5 separate regions of the Homo sapiens genome follow, and regions 1, 2, 3 and 5 are each linked to region 4. Evidence: read pairs that join two places in POLR2A ChIA-PET (ENCODE). Cell type or tissue: A673. All regions are shown on one strand. Region 1 has its middle 81 kb from the start of LINC02304. Region 2 holds the start of LINC02304 (long intergenic non-protein coding RNA 2304). Region 3 has its middle 61 kb from the start of LINC02304. Region 4 has its middle 89 kb from the start of LINC02304. Region 5 has its middle 100 kb from the start of LINC02291.

The links. Peaks named below come from ENCODE experiments on the same cell type or tissue, not always from the same donor. Only the 100,000 strongest peaks of a DNase experiment are listed, where the experiment ranks them.
Region 1: POLR2A ChIA-PET joins it to region 4 with 15 read pairs; 1 of 35 experiments calls an interaction of 5 or more read pairs at or near these places.
Region 2: POLR2A ChIA-PET joins it to region 4 with 6 read pairs; 2 of 35 experiments call an interaction of 5 or more read pairs at or near these places.
Region 3: POLR2A ChIA-PET joins it to region 4 with 156 read pairs; 1 of 35 experiments calls an interaction of 5 or more read pairs at or near these places.
Region 5: POLR2A ChIA-PET joins it to region 4 with 9 read pairs; 1 of 35 experiments calls an interaction of 5 or more read pairs at or near these places.

Annotation. Positions count from the first base shown.
Region 1 is chr14:97,233,448-97,237,447 of GRCh38, reverse strand. No RefSeq gene overlaps it. Among named protein-coding and RNA genes, the nearest start is that of LINC02304, 81 kb to the right of the region's middle. In A673, no CTCF peak of the experiment used is centred here; DNase peaks (open chromatin) are centred at 1,537, 1,877, 3,787 and 3,911; H3K4me3 peaks cover 371 bases; H3K27ac peaks cover 4,000 bases.
Region 2 is chr14:97,151,954-97,155,953 of GRCh38, reverse strand. It overlaps LINC02304 (long intergenic non-protein coding RNA 2304), which reads right to left and starts at 1,097. Exons shown (of 2, transcript NR_146554.1): 1 at 785-1,097. RefSeq lists an enhancer at 1,364-1,533. In A673, no CTCF peak of the experiment used is centred here; a DNase peak (open chromatin) is centred at 1,543; H3K27ac peaks cover 3,134 bases.
Region 3 is chr14:97,214,031-97,218,030 of GRCh38, reverse strand. No RefSeq gene overlaps it. Among named protein-coding and RNA genes, the nearest start is that of LINC02304, 61 kb to the right of the region's middle. In A673, no CTCF peak of the experiment used is centred here; DNase peaks (open chromatin) are centred at 740, 1,636, 2,360, 3,120 and 2 weaker places; H3K4me3 peaks cover 1,742 bases; H3K27ac peaks cover 4,000 bases.
Region 4 is chr14:97,064,174-97,068,173 of GRCh38, reverse strand. No RefSeq gene overlaps it. Among named protein-coding and RNA genes, the nearest start is that of LINC02304, 89 kb to the left of the region's middle. In A673, no CTCF peak of the experiment used is centred here; DNase peaks (open chromatin) are centred at 1,433, 1,673, 2,243 and 3,543; H3K27ac peaks cover 4,000 bases.
Region 5 is chr14:97,582,258-97,586,257 of GRCh38, reverse strand. No RefSeq gene overlaps it. Among named protein-coding and RNA genes, the nearest start is that of LINC02291, 100 kb to the left of the region's middle. In A673, a CTCF peak has its summit at 1,521; a DNase peak (open chromatin) is centred at 1,567.

The sequences.
Region 1 (4,000 bases), 170 kb before region 4:
ACTTTACCAGTTTCCAATAAGAAGAAGAAAGATATGATTTTAAAAATAAGCACTGAAGAGTCATCTTGTGGTCAAAGGCAGAGCGCTGAGCTAGACTCCCCACATCTCCCCAACAGCTTGTTTTCTCCAGGATGACAAGAATCTATGGACTCTTCCCACTTAGGCGCGCCCTAACGCAGGGCCCTTTTCTGTTCCTTGTCATTTTCGTTCTCCTAACTCCTTGTTCACCTCCCACCACTCGCTCCTAATGTCGGCTCTTTATTTCTGGACTCTGACACTCCCTTCCTCACTCCCCCTTTTTCCCTGGGCTCAAGTCCAATTCTGAGCCTAATCTTGCCCTGCTGGGGAACCCAGAGTCAGGTGTCTGCAAGTCTCTATTAGGACATGGGGTATGGTGGGCAGCAGGCATATGGAGGGCATAAGCTGCCCATCGCGGAGCTCCTCCATGCCTGGCCTCGCCAGCCACTCATGTCCAGACACCTTCATCCATAGTCACCAAGGCCCACGTCATTAGATCTGACCTCAGGCCACTCCTCACAGTGAAGATCAAGACATGGGAAGTGAGCTAATTTGCCATAGGACTTTGGGCTGACCCATATCAAAAAAACAGAGAGAGAGATATGAATGGCAGCCACAGAGAGGACAGATGGAGTTCTGGTGTTTGCGCCATGAGATTTGCTGATGGGCAGGTGCCCATCAAGTGCTGCTCCTGGGAACTGGAAATAAGAGTGAGGCCTCACGAGAAGGCACCAGAAGGCAGAGGCTGGCCAGTAGTGCTTGGGTTGGAGACAGAGGCCATGCTCTGTCACCTCCTCACTGTGGGCCTGAGTAAGCGACCAGCTTCTCTGGACCTCAGACTCATTATATGTAAAGCAGGGATAATATCTTCCTAGTCCGCCTTATGTTGTACTCAAATAACATTTATTGAGCACCTGCTGTGTACCAGAGATTTCTCTAGGTGCACCGCATAGGACAGCAGTGGGCTGAACAAGCAATGGCCCTATGCTCACAGAGCTGACACTGTCGAGGAGAAGAGTGACGATGAGCACACAGATGGACACATAGACCACATAGAAGTGTGTCCCAAGGAATGACACGCGCTACGAATTAAACCACAGCCAGGGAGAGAAAAAGGGGTGAGTGCCACCTTAGGGCATCAGGGAAGACCTCTCTGCAAAAATGATGCTGAGCAAAGGCTCAAATTAAGCCAGAGATGAGCAGTGGGGTTTTCTGCAGAGACTCTCCCAAGGCTAAGAGCAAAGGCTTGGGGATGAAGGCGCATGCCTGTGCCTTTGAAAAGCAGGGAGGAAGGGGCCAGGTGTAGTGGCTCACACCTGTAATCCCAGCACTTTGGGAGGCCAAAGCAGGCTGATCATGAGGTCAGGAGTTCGAGACCAGCCTGGCCAACATGATGAAGCCCCATTCCTACTAAAGGAAACTACAAAAATTAGCCAGGCTTGGTGGTGTGTGCCTGTAATCCCAGCTACTGGGGAGGCTGAGGCAAAAGGTTCACTTGAACCTGGGAGCTGGAGGTTGCAGTGAGCCGCAATCGTGCCATTGTACTCCAGCCTGGGCGATAGAGTGAGACTTCATCAAAAGAAAGAAAGAGAGAGAGAGAGAGAGAGAGAGAAAGGAAGGAAGGAAGGAAGGAAGGAAGGAAGGAAGGAAGGAAGGAAGGAAGGAAAGGAAGGAAGGAAAGGAAGGAAGGAAGGAAGGAAGGAAGGAAGGAAGGAAGGAAGAAAGAGAAAGAAAAAAAAGAAAAGGAAAAGCAGGGAGGACGTCTGAACAGCTGGACAGAGAGAGTGAGGGAAAAACAGGAAGGTGCAAGACCAGAAATGGTGGCAGTTTGGACTAGTGGGGGAGAATGCAGGAAGCAGTGGTGGGAAATGAAATAAGACAGGATAGATCTTGAAGGTAGAACAAAAAGAATGTGCTAATGAATTGGATCTGGCATGCAAGAGACAGCGAAGCATCGAGATATGTTTTGGTACAATTAAACAGTGTATGAGAAAGCAATTTACGAACTGTGAAGCACCAAACAGGAGTATGAGCACCAAGCAAAGGGCCTCATACACAGTAAACGCTCAGGGAAATTTCACTGAAAGATCAGTAGTGTCCCCTAAGTCACTAGGCTTGGGAGCTGATGTTTCAAACCTGTGCAGGAGTTTTCTGAACAACTTGTGATGCTGTTGTCTCAACCATAATGATGCCCATGTTTTACAGAAAGAATATGGAGGTCCAGAAGTTGAAAGCTAACCCAAGTAGCAGAGCCAGGATTTAACCCTTTTTGCCAAAAGAAGGATGGATAATGTGATCAGTTTAAGGTGGTGCAACAGGAAACAGGGACAGTTTCTTTTCATATTAAAAACTAAATCATTTGTAAAGAAATATTTTTTTCTCCCTTCTCTATAACCTCTTTCCTTCCTCTTATTTAGTACAGAAAAATAACACTGCAGCTAGTAGAAAAATCCCTGCCTGTAACCACTGGCATCTAGATTTCATTTTCCCTATCTACCCCACAAATCACAATCCATTTGCCTGTAAAAATTACTCTGAAAACTTCAATTTTCTCCCTTGTTTATTCCTCCCCATGTGCTAAGTTTGCATTACTTGCTGTTAATATAAATGGTTAAACCGTTCAGTTGACTTTTATTATCAATTGGTATTTATTGTGAATAAGCCTTCAGTTATTATGTTATTTAAAAAGCATGTGGTAATATTCTTCTGAAAAACAGCCCTACAGAATAGTTTATTAGTATATTAATTATATGACTTTTGATCCCCAGAACAAATGTAATGATAATGTGAAATATGTCAGCCTGGTTTGCCAAATGCAGAAGCCTGTGATGTTTCCCTGTCTTATGTGCCAATAATATAAATAAGTTTGTTTTGTTAGGCAGGCATCTAAACTAGCAAATTCCCTTCCAAATAGCCTTAATATTTATTGTAATGCCAAAGTAATGTCAACATTATTTACAGATTATGAAAAATAATTTAAGGCTTGAGCAAACTTGCTGTTGGACTATAACAAGTTTCCTAATCACAGAAATATTTATTGTGATGCAGTCAGCACACATACTACTGTTTCTGATAATAAGCAAATACGATTAAGTTTTAACTGTTTTAACTCTTGTCAAAATATTTTTCGGTAGGACTGGAATCTTCTGATGTACTGTAACACTATTGATTATATTGTGTAGTTGGTATAACCTCACCTTTTGTATCCAAAATTTTACGGTAAATTGTTAGCTTTCCGGAAGAGCAAATAAATCATTATACTAAATATAGGCTGTCAGTTCAGTACTTCACACAACCTAAAAAAATCAGCCGTCTTTTCTGTGCTTTTTGCAAAACTACTACTTTATTTAGCAACATATTAAAATAAAGACTTTTTGATTGGCTCAGGAGGAAACAAAGGAAGAGAAGCCTAGAGAGAAAACATGTTAAAACATTTAAAAACCATTTTTTTCAAGTACATGACACTTTATGTTAAAATGTTAAATGACCTCTGTTTAAATATTTTGGCCTTTGGAATGGTAGTTCAAGTATGGGGAAGATGTTCCCTATAAAACACCCGACGTGGCCTGTAAAATAACACCAGCGGGCTTATTTCCAATTCGGTTTGAAAGACTGTCTTCCCAACACTAAAGCAATCTGCCAGTGTCAGCCACATGTAAGAATATTTTGTTTCCAGCGAGGTGTTTTACGATGACTTGCTCAAGTCCACGGCTCTAGTATCTTTTCTTCCTTCCTTTGACTTTACCATAATTATTTTCATGTTTGTTTGTTTTGCTTTTTCAAACCTCCAGAGTCACATTCCTGAGCATATAGTTTTCATTTGGTTCAATTCTTAAGACAGTCCAACCTGTTCAATTTTAAAGATGTCTTAATTAGTCTAATCCTGATTGGGCTCCTTCCAAAGCTCCTGTTGGCAGAGTCCGATTTCAATTAACATTCCACTTTCATACTGCAAATGCCCTTGTTCAGACTTAAAAAAAAA
Region 2 (4,000 bases), 88 kb before region 4:
TCTCTGCTCCCACCTCTCTCCTCCTCCAGCAGTTTGTTTTAGGCACCATCGTAGTCAGGGTCCCAGCAGGAAGCAGAATTTGCCACAGATGGTTCAAATGAAGAATCTTTAATGAAAAGACTCTTAACAGAGGTGAGCAGGGTTAAGAGGACAAAGATAGGATGGCAAGGGCTCAGAGACAGGAAGCATCAGGGAGTGGTTGTCACCCCTAGGACTGAAGGGACAAGAGCAGGAAACTGGAGGCAAACTGTACAGGAGGAGACATCAGGTAGGACCCAAGTTGTGAAGGATGCAGCTCTTGCAAAAGATGCAAAGATAGAAGGAGTGGGAAGAAAAACCTAACCTCCTTTCCCTTCTTGGAAGCCAGGTGGCCAGAAAGCCTGGGCATGAATGGGAGGCTACAGGGCCAAGGTTCAGGCAGCAAAAACAGCATGTGCAAAGGCCCTGTGGCAAGAGAGAGCTTTCAGGGGGTAGGAGGAACTAAAAAGAAACTCAGTGCTGCTGGCCAGCTGAGAGCTGGGGAGGAGACAAATGGGAGAAGGGGTGAAAAAAAGAGGCCGCAGGCGGACCATGTGGGCCTTAAGGATACAAGCCCCACCTCCTGGTTTTCCTGGGGCAGTCCTCAAGGACACCTGTTGTCCCAGAGGAGGCATTAGTAATAAGCTCCACCCCCTAAAGATCCCTGCCATCCCCCCAACACACACACACACACACACACACACACACACACACACACACACACACTTCACTCCCACAAATGGTCCTGATTTGAACAGTAACTTACCTGGCCAGCCTTTCCACAGGGTGTATTGAAGAGCTCTGTCTTCACTGTAAGAGTCGGGATCCCTGAGGGTTGCAGGCAGTGTGCTCATTGCTCGGATTTGCATTTGTAAAGGGTATTCGGGTAGCAATAAAGCAAATGAGTTTTAGGGGCCATGGCATCAGGCCTGATAAAGATGCTATGGAAGTCCTCCAGGGTACCCTCGGACCTGCCTTTTAACATTCATGAGCTTTGGGATAAAATCCAGATGCCTGGGCCAGCTTCCCCCTTCCCTGTGATCTGCCCCACTTCCTTCCAGCCCCACCTCCTGCCACCCGGGCAGCTAGGAGCCCATCCTGCTGCAACACAGGTGCTCATCCTGCATCACAGGCATCACAAGCGCTCATCCTGCTGCAACACAGGTGCTCATCCTGCATCACAGGCATCACAGGCGCCCATCCTGCTGCATCACAGGTGCTCATCCTGCATCACAGGCTTCACAGGCGCCCATCCTGCTGCATCACAGGCACCCATCCTGCTGCACTTCTCGCCACTCCCTCATGGCCCCAAATCCTTGCTGTGCCCAGGTCTCTGCAAAAGCTGTGCCCACACACTGCACCACTCTCCTCTCCTCTCCTCCCCATTGCAGGCAAGCTCCCATTCTTCAAGTGAGAATCTGCTGATACACGCAGGTATTCTGTTAAAGGATCTCGTCACATCATTCTGTTGATGTGACATTTTCCATCTCTCCCCTATTATACCATGAACCACACGAGGATAGAGGGCTTGTCTTTTCCATGACAATATTTAATGTATTTAGTCCAGTGTCAATAAATTAGTAGAAATGAGGGAAAGAAAAGAAAGGGGGAGGGAGAAAGGAATAATGGGAGGAGAGGAGGAAAGGAGAGAGGGAGAGAGGGAAGGAAGAAAGGAAGGAAGGAAGGAAGGAAGGAAGGAAGGAAGGAAGGAAGGAAGGAAGGAAGGAAGGAAAGAAGGAAGGAGGGAAGGAAGGAAGGAAGGAGGGAAGGAGGGAGAGAGTGAGGAAGGGAGGGAGGGAGGGAGGAAGAGAGGAACTCTCAGGTGACTCTAAGCTATTTGTGATTCATCTTTGTTTGCAACTTATCTGGAATCTTGAAGTGAACTTCGGGGACCTGTTAACTTCTTCTTACACAATGCTTTCTGTGATACTTCTTTCCCTTTGTTCTAATTTTTTCCAAATCTCTCAAACTTTCAACGTCCCACACTTCGAGTTACATCGAAGCCCACTCCACTGCAAAAACTTCAACTTGTGATCTTGTTGTCTCAAACATCCTAAGGTTGTATAATAACCAAATGTCTTTGTTCTCACGATGAGAGTATGCATCAAGAATCAAAGAAGCAAGAGGAAAAGGAACGTTCCAGGCTATTACTGTAACAATCCAATTACAATGCCTATCAAACTTAACTTCACAGGTTATAGCTCCTAATTGCCTGACAAAAATTGACACTTCAGTCGCAACAGCATAATATAATCAGAGTCCAAATTAAATTTGATCGTGGGCAGAAAACGATGCTATCATTTGAAGGCATGGAAACAGGAGATCAACTAGCATGATACCAGGGATCAGAAATGAAAATTATTCATTAATGGCAATGCGTTTCTGATAATGGAAATGACACAGTTCAGACGGCTTCGTAAAAACACTATTAATTAAAAAGATGATAGACCTAACAAGCCGTAGAAACCAGAGGACTTTTTTTGGGGTGTGCTTGTTAAGGTGAAAGACGACAATGTGTAAGAACAGAAGTTGATGCACTTTCGTTGGAAGTGTTTCGCTGACGCATGAGCCAAGTTTACTGGCCATTGCTTTGTGAAGTGACATTCTCCAGGGGGCCATGTTCCAGGACTATAAGAAATAAAAAAAAATAAAAAGAGTCTTTGGCCATAATACAGCTCTGCAGTAAGTGCAAATGGTGCTGGCTGTAAAATAGAAGGGCCCAATTCATAAAACAAAAGGCTCAAGGGAGTTTGGGGTACAGTAAAAGAAAAATAGGCCTGGACAACTCTTGAAAGGGTGTGTGTACGTGTGTGTGTTGTTTTCCACCTTGCAAGTTCTGTGTGATTTGTCCCAGAGGGTGGCATTAGTGATAAGCTCCACCCCCCAGACCTCCCTGCCCTCCCCCCAACACACACACACACACACACACACACACACACACACATACACTTCACTCTCACAAATGGTCCTGATCTGAACAGTAACTTACCTGGCCAGTCTTTCCACAATCCCTAATTTAGGGGATTGAAATACACAAAACGACAGGCAAATCTCAGAGCCCATCAGGGTTTGGGTACAGAAATTTAAAGTTCCTTTTTTTTGTTTGTTTAAAACACATCATAAGAAAATAATATCCTTTGAGAATGAGTTATGTGTTCATGTTTTGAGCTGTCTACTCATTCAAACAATATTTTTTGAGTGCCTTTGATATATTAAGCCTCATCTTATGATCAGGGGGGAATTGCACTGAACCAGACAGACACTGTTTCCTTCCTTAGTCTGGCCAAAAAATGGGTGTTGGCCAAGTGCTTAGCCTTGAAGAAGAATTACAGAGAGCGAGACCAGAAGTACTAACTGTGTAGAGGCCAAGAGGGCTTCTTGGAAGAAGTGACATTGAAGGTGAGACCTGAAGTGGAAGATTGGTGAACGATAAGGGGATGAGAGTGAGGGAAGAGTCACAGCTTAGGAAATGACATATTGGCACCTCCAGTTATAACTGTGGGCACAGCAAGGCTATGAGGCTTCCCAAAATACTAACAAATACTACTATTGCATTCATCGAAGGAAACGGTTCAACTTAACTTGATGCTGTAATTAGCTTTTAACAGGGTGAAGGGTCTCCGTTATGGGATTCTTGCATTAAAGGCATGAGACGCAGAAGACAAGAGAGGACAATGCTTTCCCCCACCCTGTTAGATTCAGGTGCAGCCGTGTGACTGACTGTGTTGATCACACGTGGGCAGGATGGCTGTAGGCCGCTTACAAACAGAATCCTTGAGAGTCATCTCACAGCTCCACTGAGTTCTCTTTTCCTTCCCTCCTAAGGACTGGTGAAGTCCCAGGCTGGGTCCCCTCCCTCAACCTGAACCCCATGGTGAAAATGATGCAGCACCCCCTACCAGGGAGGGGTAGCACAGGCAAGAAATGTGTCCTTATCTAGGTCAGCCACTGTGGCTTTGGGGCTCCTGTGAGGGCAGCTCAG
Region 3 (4,000 bases), 150 kb before region 4:
ATGTTCCATGTGGCAAGCACTGCCTTTCAGTCAGCACAGTGAGGGCATATCCCCATTTGATGAGCCGGCCAAAAGTCTAAGTAGAGACCCTCGGTGAACAGGAAGCCCGGAGGGGCTGACCTTCGTGACTCCCTCCACAGGCCCTGGGAAAAATATCAGAGGCCAGAATTCAACCCTCTCACTACAAAACGGTTAAACCAAGACTGTTGGGTCTTGACTAAGCCAGAGATTGACCCAATTCTCCGGACAGTTATGCAATCGTTTGCAGCACAAAAACGCAATGTCCTACCTGTGAGAGATATTCTTCTTCTCAGTCCCATTCTACAGATGGAAAAAACTGAGGCCAAGAAAGAGTAAGTGACCACACCAAGCACTTCTCCTAGGAAATGGCAGAACTGGAACACTACAGATAACGCAGCACCTCTTCTGAACCCACTGCAGATCTGAGAGATTGTGTCAATTCTTCCCATCCACTTGGGTTGGTTTTTCAGTTGGCTATCCTTCTGCCGAGATACCTGAATCCCAACCCTCATCCCTGTGGAATTTGAAAGTGGATTTTCTGAACCTTTGATTAAAATATACAGTTTTTAGTTTTGGGGTGGTTGAGTTTTTGGTGGTTTTTTTCGCTTGTTTCTTTTGGTTTTGTTGTTTTTGCTGTCTCATCTCCCCAAGAGAAAAACAGCTCCAGAACAGGAAGGACTCCCTCGAGAAGCACCTCGGAGGGATGGGGTTAAGCCAGCAGGTGTGCCGGTCTTGGCATTCAAGGCAAGCCAAAGTACTGGATCTGACGGGTTTTATTGTTTTAAGAGGTACAAGTTCACAGCTTCCTGAATGGAAGTCTCTTCATTTCTTGGAGCCAAGCTTAAATGCCTTTAAAATCTTGGCCTGCCGTTATCCTGTAGCTGTTAATTAAGCTTTGAAAACTTTACATTATGTTTACAGTGCACTGTGCGAATTGCAAAATAAATTAGAACCCGAGGCAAAGAAATTGGAGTTTTCAATAAATGGAACAAAAACCGGAGAGAGTCGCTTTTTAGATAATGTGAGACTCGCTATTTCTCACTCTGATATTTCTTTCTAAGGGGGAAAATGGACTTTGAAAAAATAAACTTTTGCTTCAAAATGTAACACTTACGGGTTCATGGTTTTTCTTCTGCATGGCAGTCTGAGTTGAATAATTCTGCAAAGACAAGGGAGTGATGAAGAAATAAGGAGAGAGTAAATGAATTGTGTGAGAAATGCGTCTCTTTGCAAGTTAGGCAACAGAAAATACAAGACGGCATTAACCATTCACATAGTTAAAAGCAAAAACAGAAAACAAAACTACAATATGGTTTAATTTGTGTCCTAAAGAAGATTCCAGGTAAATTTTATATTTGCTTTTGATTTTTTTAAGCAACCTGTGCTAAATTCAAGGGACCAAAAATAGCTTTAAAAGAAGAGCATAAATAAAAACCCCACACAAGGAAAAACAGCTGATGTTTTTCAAACCTCTAGCCCAGAAGATACTCTTCAGATATATTCTTCAGAACATTAATACTCAATTTTCGAAACAAGGTATGTATGCTTTCTTCCTTCCATAAGTTTCACATTTGGAAAAAAGTGAGCTTAGGAGAGCTTGAAAACTGACCCTGAAAATTATTGTTGTAAAACTGAGCAAATACATAAGCTTTAATGAACAGAAGAAGCAGGAGGCCCTGTGTTTGCATCAGATACATTAATTTTGTTTAGAAATTCTGCCAAATGGATAATTCACAGCAATTCAGTTCTTAAAGTTTTAAGAGAATGAAGAGGAATCTTCATTCTGACTTCTTGAAATATTCGATAATTTGTTTTAAAATTAGAGATTTGCTTTCTGCCTCTCCAAACAGATGCAAAACTGATATAAATTTTAATCGTGCTGGCAGTCCAAGTATACTGTTTATTCAAGTCTTGTTATAAAACTCTAAGTGAAGAAAAAAATAGGAAAAGAAAGACAAAAGAAATTGAATAGGAAGTGTCTCCTAAAACATACCTGGTTTAAACCTGCATTCACACAGTAAGTTTCCTGGAATAATCTCTTAAGGGTAGCTGCTAACAATATGACAGCTCTCTAACCACCCCCTGAAAAATAGCTCTATTGTATTTTCTAATTTTAAAAAATATAGTGTTTAGAAACCGTTCTAAGAATTTTAAGCAACAAGACATAGATAATGAAGAACGATAGATGACACATAATAGTTCAGTGATTTGACATTTTGAAGACCATTGCCCCATCTGCTCCACGCCAAAAAAAAAAAAAAAATTCAGTTAATGGAAGTGAAGATGACAAAGGCCTGAGCCATATACTGGGCTTTGTGAATAGAAGATAAAGAGATTATAATGCTTGCTCCTTCCTTCCTTCCTTCCTTCCTTCCTTCCTTCCTTCCTTCCTTCCTTCCCTTCCCTCCCCTTCCTTCCTTGCTTCCTTCCTCCCTTCCCTCCCTCCCCTCCTTTCCCTCTTGCCTTCCTTCCTTCTTTCCTTCCTTTTCTTCTTTTTTTCTCTTTCTTTTTCATATTTCTTTATTTTTTTTCTTTTTAATAATCCTGTTTATTTGAAGCCTAGCATAGGAGAAGTTGCAAAAAGCCGAGTTTGTAGCCAAAAAACTTGAAGCCTCACTAGCTCTGTTTCTAACTGGGTGACCTTGGCTGGTCTATTTGCTGAGCCTGACTTCATTTCCTCATATAGATGTGGATATGGATATGGGCATGGGAAAAGATAAAGATATAGGAATAAAAATAAGTATGGATGCAGATCTACGTATAGATATAGGTATAGGTATGCGTGTGAATATAGATATGGAAAAAAGATATAGATATGGAAATCTGGACATAGCTATAGAAACAGAAAAGAGATAAAGATAGATATGGAAAAGCTATAGACATGGAAATAGATACAGATATATTATAGATGAGGTGGGATTTGTGGTAATGATATTTACCTGGCCTACTTCACAGGCTCAATGGCAAACAGATGAAAGAATGCTTGCTATTGTTTTTTCGTAAATTGAAAGTGTGAAAAATATCAACATCACCTCCACTTGAAGAGTGCTTAGTGCTTTTTCAAAGAATTTAGCAATTTGAATGCTATGTGAGTAAGAGAGCTTGGGGAGGAAGTGTCATAACTGGAGTTTGCTCCTGCATTCATCCTTCTACAGTTATTCACAGCCTCTCATTGAGTGCTTAGTAGGTAGAGAAGAGAGTTTGCTTTTCTCAGCCTGCTTTTAAGCATAATTTCTAATGATCAGAACAGTTAATAGCATTCATTAAGTACCTTCCTCAGGCCAGACACCATACATTACAAGGTGCCTGACACTCATTGATCACCCATCGTGTCCACACCAGAAAACTAGATGATGTTCTCTCCTTTTGGCTGATAAGGAAACTGAACCACAGAGAGTGGAGAGGAGCAGGTACTGAGTTCACAGCTGGTTAGAGGAAGATCTGGATGCAAAAGCTCAATCTCCATGGCTTTTAAGAAAACAATAATAGAACACAAAAACGTAGGTGCCTTAATTTGTCCACAGGCACGTGTTTCTAGAGATGGGGACATTGGTCCAGCCAAAAATTCCTAGACTGTGCAAAGCACTGATATTTCACTGGCAGAGGTAAGGAGACACAGAGGCCCTTCAGGACAGGGATATTCTAGCAACAGTGTTATTCCAGGTACGAACACCTCTGAGCACAGTCAAAGGGGAAATAGCCATGCATGACCACCTGACCTTGAATCACTTGTGTGTAGCAGTCATTGCCTTAGTGCCTGCTTCACACCAGGCAGGTGGCATGGATCACTCGGCCCCACCCTTCCATCTGAAAGGTGAAAAAATTGAGAGCCAGAGACATTCAGTTGGCCAGGATCATTCAGCAGACAGGCATAGAAGTCTTGAGCCCGTGAGTTCTGGGAGCGGTGATGGTACATTTCAATGAGCACAAGCACAAATTGGAAGGGTGGAGAAGGGTTCAATTTTGCTTGGATTAGAAT
Region 4 (4,000 bases):
ACTAAATGGTAGCTCTTTAAAAGGAAGACCTTGGGCCTGTCGATGTTCCTCATGTTGCAGTTGACCTGCAGCTCCTCATATCGCAGCTGACCTGAGGATACACCCCAAAGCCAGCCCTGGCCCTGGATGGTCACTGGAGACAATGCTCCCCACATTGTTGGTTGTTTTCTTGTTTAGGAGGTGTGTGTTGCACAGGCCCAGGCTGAAGGCAGAGTTTCTTCCTCTAAGATCAAAGCTGAGGTGAGGCAGCTGCATGGCCAGGGCCACTTGTCTGCTGCCATGTATCTCTGCCCGCTGGCTGTGTGGCCCTGGATAAGCTCTTTGCTTGCCTATGTGCCACTGAGGTTCCCTATCTGGAAAAACAGGGTAAAGGATCCCCTGATCAGGCTGCTGTGAGATCATGTGTGTGGAGCCCAGGCTCTGCCTCTGAGCACACACTTTGCTTTCAAGAATAACCCACATGCGGTAGCTCATGCCTTGTAACTCCAGCACTTTGGGAGGCAGAGGCAGGCAGATCACTTGAGGTCAAGAGTTCAAGACCAGCCTGGTCAACATGGTGAAACCCCATCTCTACCAAAAATATAAAAAATTAGCTGGGTGTGGTGGCTCATCCCTGTAATCTCAGCTATTTGGGAGACTGAGGCAGGAGAATCACTTGAACCTGAGAGGCAGAGGTTGCAGTGAGCCGAGATCGTGTCACTGAACTCCAGCCTGGGCCACAGAGTGAGACTATGTCTCAGAAAACACACACACACACACACACACACACACACACACACACACACCTTGCAGAACTCACTGCTCTCCTGTCCCACCGGGGGAAGACGTCCCTGGGCAGGGGGCAGCAGTCATACATTGAGTTTCAAAGCCAAGTCTGGCCTCTAGCAAATCTATCTAATCTATCTATCTATCTATCTATCTATCTATCTATCTATCTATCTATCTATCTATCTATCTATTTATTCCATTCATCTATCTATCTGTCTGTCTATTTATCTGTCTATGTATCTATTAACCTTGTATCCGTGTATCTATTTGTCTTATCTATCTACCTATCTATTTCTATCTTATCTGGGAAGCAAAATGAGGCTCCCCAGAAACGCTTCAAGAGAAAGAGAATCTTCTCTCAGGGATCTCACTTCTGACTTCCCAATGAGCAGATCCAGTGCAGTCCTGCCCTATTCTCATTCTGGAAAAGTATACAAATAACCCCTTTGCTGTGCATGGGTTGTTGGGAGGAGATTCCTGCCCACATCTCCAGCGAAAGCATTTGGTGATGGTTCCTGTGAGTCCCTGCATAAGAACCTGGCAAGGTCGGCTCTATCAACCCTGGTTTACAGATGACAAAGCTGGGTTTCTGAATGACACAGGGACTTGACAGAGAAAACAGTAGCTAGAAGAAGACAGGATTCATCCCCTAGCCTCCATGACATCGATAACTCTAAATTCAATAAATAATTGTCCCTTTCTCCCCTGCATGCCCATTTTCTACTACCATATATTAGTGCCTAATGGATGGATGGGAAGGAGGAAGGGGGAAAGGAAGGAAGGAAGGAAGGAAGGAAGGAAGGAAGGAAGGAAGGAAGGAAGGAAGGACGAAATTAGGGAGGGAGAGAGGGAGGGCATTCTTGTTTTCTTAAAATTAAAACTGGGAGAAATCAAATGCATGTCATCTGAGAGTTTGGATACACAGAGAAAGTCAGGAAAGGTGTCGTCTGAGAGGCCCTGCCCCTCAGCAGAGGGGCATCCAAAGGCAGAGACAGAAAAGAAACAGGGGACAGGCGATGTTTAAGAGGATACTGGGATTCTGTCTTTTGTCCTTTGCAGACTAACACTTAGTTTCAAGATTCAGAAACTGCCCTGATATTTTAATCCTTTTCTAATTTGATCTCTTCTCCTTCCCCCACCCACTCAGAACCCCGCTGAGATCTGTCTTTTGTGTCCTCCAACTTTAACCTTGGATTAAACTCCACCCTTCTGGAATTAGCTCCATCCTTCTGAAATGGGGAGAGAGAGAAAAAAAGAGGAAGAAGAAAGAGGAGGAGGAGGGAGGAATGATGAAGGGAAGGAAGGAAGGAAGGAAGGAAGGAAGGAAGGAAGGAAGGAAGGAAGGAAGGAAGGAAGGAAGGAAGGAAAGAAGGAAGGAGGCAGGGAGGGAGGAAGGAGGGAGGGAGGAAGGAAAACGGGGAAGACGAATTTTCAGCCCCTTTGTAGGCCCCATGGTATTGAACAGGATGCCCCCCACTCTGGTCTGACTCCCACCATCCTAATTTGGCCCCTCCATCCTCTTCTGCACACACAGTCCCCAGGTACAAACACACTGTCTACCAACAATCCCTGGGTGTGCTTGCATTTTTCTCCTCTGGACCCTCAGAAATGCCATCTGTTTCCCAATTCCTGTGCCTGACCCTTTTCCTTCTCTGCCTACTGAAGTCCTCACTGTTCACAGCTGAGTCGAGCCTTCAGCTGGAAGTGATGGCACCGTCCTGGGACCTCCATGAACCTCTGTCATCTGTACCCACCCTTTAGATGTTCAGTGAATGCTCCTGGATGCTGCCCCAGATGGCAACAAAGAGCAGACAAAGACATTAAGTTGAAAGATGGACTAACAGGTACCTTACCTGCCAGAGCCAGGAAATTACAAGGGAAGGAAGAGGAAAGCGACTCATCTTGAGTCATCCATGTATCAGGCATAGCCTCTGCCATAGCCCCATTCTGCCTTGCCCTCATTTTACAGATGAAAAAACTGAAGCCAAGACTTGGGGAAGGTTAGAGGTCAATAAGCAGCTGAGCAAAGACCCAGCACAGGTGTGCCCGGCCCTGACACTGTTTCTATTGGGACATCTCACCCCAGTTCAAGACGTTCCTCAGGTTGATCCCCTCTGAGATTCTCCTAGGATTCTCCAGATACATAGGATATTTGACAAACCTCTGTGCATGTTTAAGTTCATGTCTCCATAAGAAGCTATGGAAATTGCAAATTATATTAACAATCATGCAGCACCACTCACTGCTATATTTTCCTAACATGATTTTGATGGGAAGAAATTTCCATAAATTATGTGACTTAGACTTTTGAGAGCTATGGAGGAGCTTAGAGATTCCTTCACATCTAACTCTCTTATTTCATGTATATGGAATTTATTTCTTCCTTCACTCACTCAGCAGGTATTTATTGAGTATCTGCCTATGTCAAAGATTATGCTAGATGCTGGGGATGCAGACATGAATAAGTCTTATCCCCCCTGTCAAAGAATTCACAAAGTGACTGGGTCAATGAACAGTGCACAAATAAGGTGAAATGTGTGGGGAGAGACAGTGATAAATCAGCATAGCCTGAGGACCACAGAGCCCTGTGCTTGAAATCTTGTGACCTGGAAAGCTTTGTGTCCTTGGACAAATCAATTTTTATAAGCCCAAGTTTCCGTATTTGTAAAATGGGGAGAAGAGAACTCGCAAGGTTTTAGGAGGACTGCATGAGACAAACTACAAACACTAGGACCCAAGAGGTTTCTCAGAGGAGGAGTCGCTGGAGCTCAGAGGGTGTGAAGTGACTGGGCTACTGGCAGAGACAAGAGGCGATGCATTGCAGGAAGAGCTGGGTGTAAACACGAAGAGATGAGTGGGCTGGCCCAAGTATAGAGGGTAGCAGAAATGGGAGAGGATGGGAATTTTTTTAAATGATGACAACAATAAGAACGAGCAGATGATAGCTATCATTTCTTGAGCAAACTCTCTGCTAAATGATCTGTGTGCATGATATCTCTTGATCTCCCCAACCACTTTTAAGATAGGTACTGTGATGATTCCCATGTTACAGACATGGAAGCCAAGGCACGGAGAGATGAAGTAACTTCCCTAAACCTGCACAGCTAGGAAGTGGCACATCCAGAGTTTAAGCTCAGGCCTGTAGGCCAGGGTTGGGGAGTGATGAATTCAAAAACCCTTTGGGCGGCCAAGCGCAGTGGCTCACACTGTAATCCCAGCACTTTGGGACGTC
Region 5 (4,000 bases), 520 kb before region 4:
CACATGAAGCTACAAGAAGAACATCACAAAGTCTCAAATTCTGCAAGTTCTCAGCATGTTCAAGGAATGATAAATATCTTCATGTGGCTCAAGTGAGAATGAAATAGTGAAGAGAGATAGAAGATGAAGCTCAAAGTCAGGGCTATGTTATGACTTTGAGAATTCATGATGCCATGTGAAAATGCTCAGACTATCATTTGAAGAAAATCATCTAGAATGCCATGTTATATGCTATTTACTGAGTCCAGATCTCAGACAAGTTTGTGTGTTTCCATCATTAGCAATTGAGTAATGGCCTCTACTTGCCTTTCTAGTCATATTTCCCATGGCTGTCTTATATCGATAGTCAGTGTAGACATGAGGACATGAGGACTTAGAAGAAGGATATTTATTTAAGCTCTACATGTTAGAAATACTTTATGCAGATAGAAGTATGTCCTTAGAACATCTTATGACCAAAATTCCTATCCCCTACCCCAGTAATCAGAGGCATTAAAAAGATAGACTAAGCCAGGCAACTAGTTAAAAGGCCCTCAAGAAAGTAAATGTGTACAGTTAATCCTTCATCCCCCAGGAAGAGAAGACCACATTCAACTACAGAGATGGAAATGAGAAGCAGAACATGATGAAGATATTCCTATATAAGGTTGGAACACCTAGAAACAAGGAATTGGTGAATGAAGTTGCAGGGTGAGGACATGTCAGTGGCCATGAGCAGAACTGTGGAGTAGACTCCACTAGGCTGTGTTATACGACACTCGAGTCTTTTACTGCTTGATGGAGCTTGGCTGGGTTCACCAAACCTACCAAATCCTGTTGGGCATTTAAAAGACCACTTGGGAATGAAATGCAAGTGGATGCTTTTGTAAATAATTTTTGGACTTTTCATTCATGCCCAGGGAGTGAACTGATTTAACCATGTCAGCCTTCTCAAGATCTCATACCCTAAGCATCTGGTTCCTTTCAGTTTACATGTTGCTTGTGGGTTCCCACCCTCTGCCATAAACCCCTTCTCTCTCCGTCCCTGCACTCTGAAGTTGTTTTTACTTATAACAGCCCAGCTCTGATGCCATCACTTCTAAGATGTGACTCCACGGCCACTCCAGAGTCTACTCTAGTGGTTTCTCCTCTCTCTAATCTCCCATCACTTTTTCCAACAAAGGTGCTCCTGCACGCTCAGAAGAATCAGCATAGTTGGAAATGACATCTTGTCACCATTATCCCACAGTCAGCTAAAATAGCACCTTCTGGTCAGCTAGAGATGAGTTAACACAGAGATTACTCTCCAGTTGTCTGTAGCCTACAACAAGGTCAATGAGAGTCTAAGGTCAGTGAGAGTCTAAGGCAGCTTAGAATCAAAAGAGAGCTACAAGAAAGAGTTCCACTGGAAGTAAGAGGAGAAAGAGATCATTCAGGTGGCAGCCAATCTAGAGAGTGGGTAAGTTCATGTTGAGTGCCTCCCAGGAGTCACCATCCAGGGTTCCCTGTGTATCAGTGCCATGTCCTGCCTTGCCATAGGAGGTCACTGTCAACTCAGAAGTGCAGAGTGGTCTGAAAGGTTCCATTAGAATTGCATGGCAATTTATGCCCCGCCCCCTCAATAACATCTCCCTCAAGAACACCCCTAAATACACAGATCGCAGGTTCCATTTGCTTTCCTGACAGATAAACAAGAGACTGTAGCTGAATGAGTTCAGATACCATGCTTGAATTCTCTGCCCTGCTGTATTAGTAATTTACCCAAGTGTCTATCAGAAGCCAGGAGTTTGTCTCAAATTTTATAATCTCCCTCAAAACTGTACTACCAAGACAGCCCTACTGACACAAATGCAAGACCCCTCCTTCCTACAGGTTCTGAGTTAAAGTTGATGCAATAAATGTAATTAATAGATCTTCTTGACCAAGATGTGCTTGCTAGTTGATATGGTTTGGCTGTGTCCCCACCTGAATCTCGAATTTTAGCTCCCATAATTCCCAAGTGTCATGGGAGAGACCTGGTTGGAGGTAATTGAGTCATGGGGGCAGGTTTTTTCCATGCTGTTCTCATGATAGTAAATAAGTCTCACGAGATCTGATGGTTTTATAAAGGGAAGTTCCCCTGCACCTGCCCTCTTGCCTCCACCATGTAAGACATGACTTTGTTTCTCCTTTGCCTTCTGCCATGACTGTGAGTCCTTCCCAGCCATGTAGAACTATGAGTCCATTAAACCTTTTTCCTTTATAAATTACCCAGTCTCAAATATATCTTTATTAGTAGTGTGAGAACAGAAGAAAAGTTGTTGACAAAGACTAATTGTAATTGGGGCTTAAAGGTCACCTACTCTTTTATGTTCCCCCTCACCTTCTGGCACCCACCCGTTGACCCATCTACTTCTTCATTCACCCATATATCCATTTATGTATAATTGGTTGACTCATTTATTTATTCACCACATTTTTTCATCCATCATTCATTCACTCACCCATTTTTGAATGGGTGACCTGGTTAAAGCATGTGCTGGGTACAACGTTACAATGGGTTTGCCATCTAGGGATTGAGGGCACAGAGTGAAGAGAGGGCAGGAAGTAGACTGCAACATATAAGCAAGTGACTTAAGCCAATATACAAGGGGCATGCTAGAAATTAGCACCAAATGCCCAGGGAACCCGTCAGCCTTGTCTGCATTTAATGTAGTACTTTCAGAGAGTTCTAAAAAATTTAATACTTATAAACTCAAGGTCCTCAGGGGAGGAAAAGAAAGATCAGAGGAGGAAAATAAATGTTAGCAAATGAAAGGTTCTAGAGGAAATCTCTTTCTTCCCACTGACTGGCTGAAAAGAGAAGGGAGAGCTCCAGCCGCCGGCACACGCTCCCCAGGGCCAGTGTGTGGGGTCAGGCTGTAGAGCCTTTAAGCAGGCACAGCAAAGGAACAATCATTAGCTCTCACCGGAGGGCCCAGGCCCCTGGTCTCCTCACCCTGGACTTGGTACACAGGGGTCTCAATGCATAGTTGTCATAGTGATTTATTTTCTTACTCTAGCTCCCAGGACTTAGATTTGGTCTTTGCTCACCTAGGTTTGCTCTCTCAACATTCAAGACAGTAATCTGCCTTCCTAAATAGGGCCAGCTTGTATATTTAGAATGCGTACCCTGCCTTTATTGGATCTTTAGAATCTATCCTCCAGTGCCCAACGGTCCATAGGTTTCTATCAAAATGAATGGAATTTGGACAATATGATTTCAAATCATGTTTCTTCACTTGACACTGTGTAATCCTAGACAAGTTACTTAACGTCTACCTCAATTGGATCATCCATCACGTAAAGAGAATTCTTACTAATAACAAATTATCTTGCTTCATTGATCCCTCACTGTGTCCTAACCTTTTATTAAGTACCTTATATCATTCTTTAGATGCAATTCTCAAAACAACTCTGGGGGAAAGATAGCTTAGTAGATTATATTATTGCTCAGAAATATATACTCTTTCCCCCACTTTGTGTCTAGGAAGCAGAGTCTACTTCTCCACTAAATGACTCTAAGTTTGGTCATGTGACTCAGTTTGACCAATGGGCCACCACTATTGTAATGTCATCAGAGACTTCAAAAGCACTTTTGAGATGGAGCCTGCTCTCTTGCATTTCTGCCATTGCCATAGGTAGAATATGCCTTAGCAAGCCCACTTGCCCCACAAAAACACAGAACACGTGGAGCAGAGCCACCCACCCGATTCAGAGACCTGCAGTGAGAATAAGACCCAAGGCAGCTGCCCCTGGAATCAGAACCCTCAGCAGAGTCCAGCCTAGATCAGACATGCCCCAGCTGAATCACAGATGCATGCATGATAATAAGTGGCTGTGGCCTAAACTGCTGGATTTTGTGATGGTTGGTTATGCACCAAAACTAACGAATACAATAGCATTATTATAATCCATAAATCATAGACAAGCACAGTGGGGAATAATACAATTAAGTAAAGTGACCAAGGTCATTCAACTAGTAAGAGGCTGAACCAGGCCT